2 separate regions of the Mus musculus genome follow, and region 1 is linked to region 2. A link is a contact called in ENCODE Hi-C or POLR2A ChIA-PET data. All regions are on one chromosome and are shown on one strand. The core of a region is the stretch at or near the end of the contact, and the rest is flanking DNA. Distances in the headings are between cores, read along the strand shown.

The links. Hi-C counts contacts between places; a loop is a spot of excess contacts on that map. ChIA-PET counts read pairs that join two places held with the same protein, here RNA polymerase II (POLR2A).
Region 1: a loop to region 2 is called in a map of heart, with 2.9 times the contacts of the local background. The contact joins the enhancer-like site here to the promoter of BC031361 in region 2. A Hi-C loop is called at or near these places in 12 of 37 maps with a recorded cell type or tissue (Patski, gastrocnemius, heart and 1 more). POLR2A ChIA-PET finds 5 or more read pairs at or near these places in 4 of 5 experiments (Patski and embryonic stem cell).

What each region holds. Positions count from the first base shown.
Region 1 is chr16:38,130,702-38,133,659 of GRCm38, forward strand. All of the region lies in intron 1 of Gsk3b (glycogen synthase kinase 3 beta), which reads left to right. Among named protein-coding and RNA genes, the nearest start is that of Gm25617, 26 kb to the right of the region's middle. Within about 2 kb of position 1,255, at least 1 of the 3 ENCODE cell types and tissues checked has a DNase peak (open chromatin) inside an H3K27ac peak, as active enhancers do; it is heart, where a contact is called at or near this core.
Region 2 is chr16:38,087,537-38,090,656 of GRCm38, forward strand. BC031361 (cDNA sequence BC031361) reads right to left here and starts at 1,724. Exons shown (of 1, transcript NR_033221.1): 1 at 1-1,724. It overlaps Gsk3b (glycogen synthase kinase 3 beta), which reads left to right and starts at 1,465. Exons shown (of 11, transcript NM_019827.7): 1 at 1,465-3,077. The coding sequence starts at 2,990.

The DNA.
Region 1 (2,958 bases), core at 5-2,504, 43 kb after region 2:
CAAGGGCTTAGGCAAAACACTGTGGCTGTGGACTGGAGAAGAGTGGTGCTTCCCAGGCCCTGAGGCGGAAAACTCTACGTCCTAGATTTGGTTCTTTGACCTTATTGCTTCGAGGGTAGATAGCTCTCACTGTATTCTCACATGTCAGAGAGAGATAGACAGAGACAGAGAGACAGAGAGAGACTGCTAGCTCATGACATCATCTAAATTTGGCCCTACAGCCTGACATCAACCTGTTGTTACTTAAGAGTTCCAACCTATGACTTGTAAGGGGAGCTCAAATATTTAGTCAGGAACGGTATTCATGTCGAGTTCCTGCAACTTAGAATGGTACCTTACCTGTGAAATGAGTTTTTGTAGATTGCAGTTAATTTAAGAATTTTGAAATAAGGCCATCTTAGATGATCCATTGGGACAGATATCCTTAGGAAAGAGAGCAAACAGGAGAGATTTAACCAGGGAGGTGGACTGTCAGCGCTGTCGGGGTACAAGGCAGGTTCTGGAGAAACAGGAAGGAGTCTCAGGCCTCTGAGGTGCAGCCTTGTTGTTGGTGTTGCCAGTTTGAATTTCTGGTTTCTAACACTGAGAGAGAATTATTTTTGTTTTCTAAGACACCCAGCTAGTGGCAGTTTGTTACTATAGCAAAACAACAACAACAACCAGTCCAGTGCAGAGACCAAAACAGATCTCTTGTTTTTGCTCGTTATTTTCTCACATTTACTTTGGACTCTTCTTTACTTCGTGTTCCTGTGTTCTCCTGTAGCATCTAAATCTAAATTGGAAGGGGTTTTTCTCTACTTGTATTTTCTTCCATCTGTAGGTTTTTGTTTGTTTCTTTGTTTTAAAGAAAGAGTCTCACCTCGTAACCAAAGTTAGCATTGAACTGCCAAGGACTCAGAAAAGAACTGCAGGTGTGCACCACTGTACTCTGAGGTCAATTACAGTTTTAGTTTGTTGTTCATATCTTTTTTTTCCTGTACTATGTTTGCGTCTTAAACAAACAAAAACCTCAGACTTTTTACGTGGTTTAAACTGAGCTATGTCTTTAGTTGTCAGTGACTTCTTCCTGGTTCTTTATTTCCTTCTTCTGGGTCTTTGTCCTTTATGACTGTGGCTTGTTTTAACTCACTCTTGTGACCCTTGAGGTGTAGCAGTGAGGTAAAGAAAAGCCTTCCAGATGGCTTCAGTATCAGGGGGACATTCTTTGTTGGGTCTGTTTCTTCCCTCAGTGTAGTTCAGTGACGAGGAGTAACAGGGCTTGGGGGCAGGGTAAGAAGTGACGTGTAGGAGGCCCTTCCGCTTGTCTTCTTCCCCTTTCCTGCCTCCTTGGGTAGCTGCTGGATTGAGAACTGTCACAGACAGTTCTCAGGGAACTCGATGCTGCGGGAGGAAACAGAGCGGCGACACGAGCGGGTTTTCCTTTCTCAGCCTGGATGGTTTTTACAGATTAAGACAGCATATGTGTTTTGATTTCACTCACTATCATTGTTTTCTAAATGTAGCTTGGTAAACTGTCTGATTTTACAAATGATTTGTTCAATTAGGAGCTTTTCGATTCTCGTCCGTCGACTTTAAGTCCAATTGAAATATCTGACTGGAGATGACAAAAATATCTGAAAAGGAAAGAATTAGAGACATTTGGGCCATCCAGGGCTGACCTGAGCATTGTGGGAGGTGCTCTGGAGGGCTGACCCCCAGCAAGGTCAGGGCTGAGTCCTGCACGACTGTGTCTTTTTTCTTTACCAAGAGCCCAGAGAGCATTGTTTCTACTGCAGCTTTATGGGGAGAGACACAAGTGCCTTAGCTCCGTGAACTGACGGAGTTGACTCTTCTGGATCAGTGAGCTTTGGTCAACATACATAAGACTAGCTTAGGAATTTAATATGTAAGTTAAAGGATCCAACAGAAAGACTGGGGTATTTGGGGAAGTGGTTAGGAAAGTGACTTTATTCATGTATGATGTCTCTTAGACATGAAGTTAATGACCAGGCTTTTGTTATCTGGTTACTTTTCATAGTTATATGCTTACATATGAAGCTATTAGGTAGTACTTCATTGAAATTCTAAAATTTCAGTTTTTGTATCTTAGGTGTATTTTCCTAGGCTGTCCTATAAAGAACTGAGCAGTGGTTACTATAAATATTGTGTATTCTCAGTGACAAATAAGAAGTTGACTAATAGCAAGTAGAAGAGGGAGGGGCACTGGAAGTGGAGAGCTGGGGGAGACTGCGTCGGCCTGCTCTCACAGCAGCTGTAGAGCATTGCTTTGTGGAGTGCTGGGACAGAAGCGAAGCCCTGTGCTTGCCTTTACTACCTGTGCTTAAGCTTGGGTTTAGATTTGGGGGTTTAGAATGAAGTCTGTAGGGAAAAGAAAGGAAGACCGCCTCCCATCTCCCCCCCCCCCCCCCCCCCCCGTAACTAAGATTGAAAGAACATTGTAAGATAGCATAATCTGAGGTGTGTTTGAAAAATTGTCTGGGATTGATTTCACTGATATAAAAACATTGCAAGGAAGGGGGCGGTTTATATGTGAATGATTACAGATGTCAGAATATGGCGATGGTAAGTGTTGGGCTGGCAGGCCTGCTGCTGCTCAGTAGCTGCTGCTGAGTGTCTGGAGTCTGTTCAGATGGGGGGGGGGGTGGCGGGCAGCGTACTTCCTTACCATTTTTATTTGAATAGTCTGACATCAAAGATATTAGTTTATAAGTTAAAAACATTTTATTTAATATCCATCTTAAAGCAAATTGTACTTTTGAATTTATAAAAATTACGGTATTATTTTTATGTCAAAATTGTTGAGATCTGTTCTTCATACTTCTCTTTACCCTTAGAAAATCATGTTCTCTTGTTTGCCTTCCTTTTCCTTCTGGTCTTGCAAGAGCAATGGCTGGTAGTAAGAAAGTAGTTGATTATTCCTTTGTATGGTGATAATTTTGTTTAAATATCTGCTCTCAA
Region 2 (3,120 bases), core at 474-2,973:
GATTTTTTACTTTGTTGGTCTACGTGGTTTCGGCATATCGGTTGCCAACACGTCAGATTTAGAGATCACACATAAAACTTCAACGTTATGGTTTTGGTAATTAAAAAAAAAAAAAAAGGAGAATACGATTATTTTAATGGTGGACCCCCTTAAGGGCATGGATGGAACTCCCGTTTCCACATCATCTAACATTCCTATTGTCTTCCACCAGGCCGGTGTCATTCGCTTTATTTGCCAGGCCTCTACAGACATCTGAGTCTGCAAACACTATCCAGACCTTTACTGGCTCCCTTCAAAGCTTACTTTGTTCTGTCCCAAGTCCCTCATCAGATTTTAAAGCAATAGCTAAGCAATCTGATCAAGTACGTGTACTTTTACATGTGCTTTCTGGAGATAGCATCTCAACAGAAAGAGATGACTATGCGGGTGGGTATTACAAGTATCACGGGATTACAGTCAGGATTGCCAGTGTCCACTCTAACTTACTCTAGTCGTAGTAGCCACGCCACACAGCTCTCGGATGGACCAAGGCAATGGTCTCCTTTGTAGAACAATGGACGCTGGACTACATGTGAAACCTACTTAGGCAGCAGTGTGCTGATCATCCAATAACACTAAAAACTGCTGCGAGCAATTCTGACTTGAGCTTCCTCCTAGGATTCGAGGTACTGTCCTGACCACATTTCCCCTCACCTGTTTTCGGGGCTGCTTTTGCGCTGGACAGTCGCGCCCATGGACCGCGCTCATCTAGCATGAGCTCATCTCTCGGGGGCGTTTCCAGAAGGCCTGGTCTGGCCTTGTGCGCCTGCTGCAAAGGGCTCCCCCCCCCCCCCCCACGAGATCAGCGGCCCCCCGCGATGGGCGGGCGCGGCTGCCCAGAGGCTCTCCTTCTCTGGAAGCTTTGTTCCCATTTAAGCGCTAGAGGGTTCGGCCCCGGCCACGGCGCCCTACGTCTTTCAGAGAATAGACGTTCTCATAGGCTCAGCACGCGCGGTGGGGAGCCTCGGGCGCACTTGGTAAGCCGCGCCCCGCGGAGCTCCCGGGAATGGGGACGGCCTCACGCCCCACTAGAGCGCTCGGGGCCCGACCCTCCGACCGCAGCATTGTCGGACCGGGCTGCACAGCCAGCACGAGCGTCGGCTCGGAAAGCAGATGCAGGCCGACCACTCATCCCGTCCGCCCGCTTAGGGACCACCCGAGGCCAATCCCACTGCAGCTAGGTCTTGCGATTGCACAGCAGTGAGCGCCTATTGGCCGCCGCCACGGGCTCCTGCACCCTCCTTCTCCCTTTCGAAGCTCCCCTCCCCCCGCGCTCCAGCTCGACGCTGCAGACCAATGAGATGGCACTTTATAGGTGCCCTCCCTCCGCTTTCTTCTTCTCCCCGCCTCAAAGAGGGAGGGGAGGCTCTGACTGGCCCGATGTCCTCGGAAGCCCCCTTCCCTTCACCAATCACCGAGAAAGGTACACGCCCAGCGGAGTTGTCCAGCCAATGAGGAAACGGGCGCGGCGCCCAGCCGTGCAGTTCCTCCCGCGACTCGGGAGTTTCGCCGTCCTTAACTCTTGAGGCTTTTCCCTGAGGGCCAACAGCTCTGATTGGCCACTGTCGCTATTGTCGACTCTTCTCTCTAGCCAGCCACAGGACAAGGAGAACCCTCTTCCCTTCTGTTCGGCTACCTTCGGCATTCCTCGTTGCTGGGGCGTGGTCTCCCAGCGGCGTCTCCTCATTGGTTATCCAGGTCGCTCGGCTTTTTCCGGCAGGAGCTGCAAGCAAGCGACGTCTCTGATTGGTTCCGGCTTGGGTTTCGGCTCTACAGCCGAAGCTGGCGGGCGCGGGCTCGGCGAGCGATTCCCAGACGCCTGTAACGCGGGCGGCGGGGCGCTGGGCGGTGTAAGGGCTGGGTGGGGGAGGAAGGAGGCGGAGGACGAGTAGGAAGGGGGAGGGGGAGTGGGGAAGGGCTAGGCGGCTGCGCAGACGGCGCGCCTCGCACAGAGCAGCCCCCGACCCGGCCGAATGCGGGCTTGTGTCGCCGCCGTCGCCGCCGCCTGGGCCGAGTGACAAAGGAAGGAAGGCAGCAAGGAGGAGCCGGCCTTGCAGCCGCTGACAGGGCTTCGGGCTCCGGGCACAGCGCGGACACTTCCCGAGCAGCCGCTGAGCAAAGGCGAGGGGCGGAGGCCGGCCGTGCCGGGGCCACGGACGGGGGAGGGGACCCCGAGGGACGGAAGCGGTTGCCTGGTTCCCATGTCCCCGGCGTATGGGGAGCAGTCAGGGAGCCGCTGCCTGGGGTCTGAAGGGAGCTGCCTCCGCCGCCGCTGCCGCCATGGCCGCTGGATCCAGCCACCGCCTGCAGCTGCTCCTGGCGCAATGAGGAGAGGAGCCGCCGCCACCGCCCGCCGCTGACTCGCGACTGCGCTGCCCTCCGGTTCACCCGGCCGCCGCCGCCGTCAGACCGCCGGATCCCGCTGCTGCCGGAGCCGCAGCGTTTGCCGTCGCATCTCCGAGCCATCTCCTCCCTCCTTCCCATCCCCCTTCTCTTCAAGCGTGAGGCTCGTGATCCTTCCGCCGCTTCCCTTCTTCATTGACTCGGAAAAAAATCCCCGAGGAAAAATATAATACTCAGAGTACTTATTTTCAATCAAGTATTTGCCCTCGTTCACGTGATATATATATATTTTTAAGGATTCCACTCCACCCTTTTTCTCCTCTTCCAGGAAAGGGAGGTGAAAGAATTGTATTTTTCTCCCAGCTCTAAATCATCTATGTGTTAAATATCCGTACCGATCTGTCTTGAAGAAATACATAGCTCCTTTTTTTTTTCCTTCTTCTTAAATAGCTATACAAAAGGAGTGAAAAGCCAAGAGAACGAAGTCTTTCTTTCTCTTTCTTGCGGGAGAACTTAATGCTGCATTTATCATTAACCTAGCACCCTAACATAAAACAAAAGGAAGAAAAGGATTAAGGAAGGAAAAGGTGATTCAAGAAGAGCCATCATGTCGGGGCGACCGAGAACCACCTCCTTTGCGGAGAGCTGCAAGCCAGTGCAGCAGCCTTCAGCTTTTGGTAGCATGAAAGTTAGCAGTGAGTATCGATTTTATTTTACACCCTTCCTCCACCTTACCAT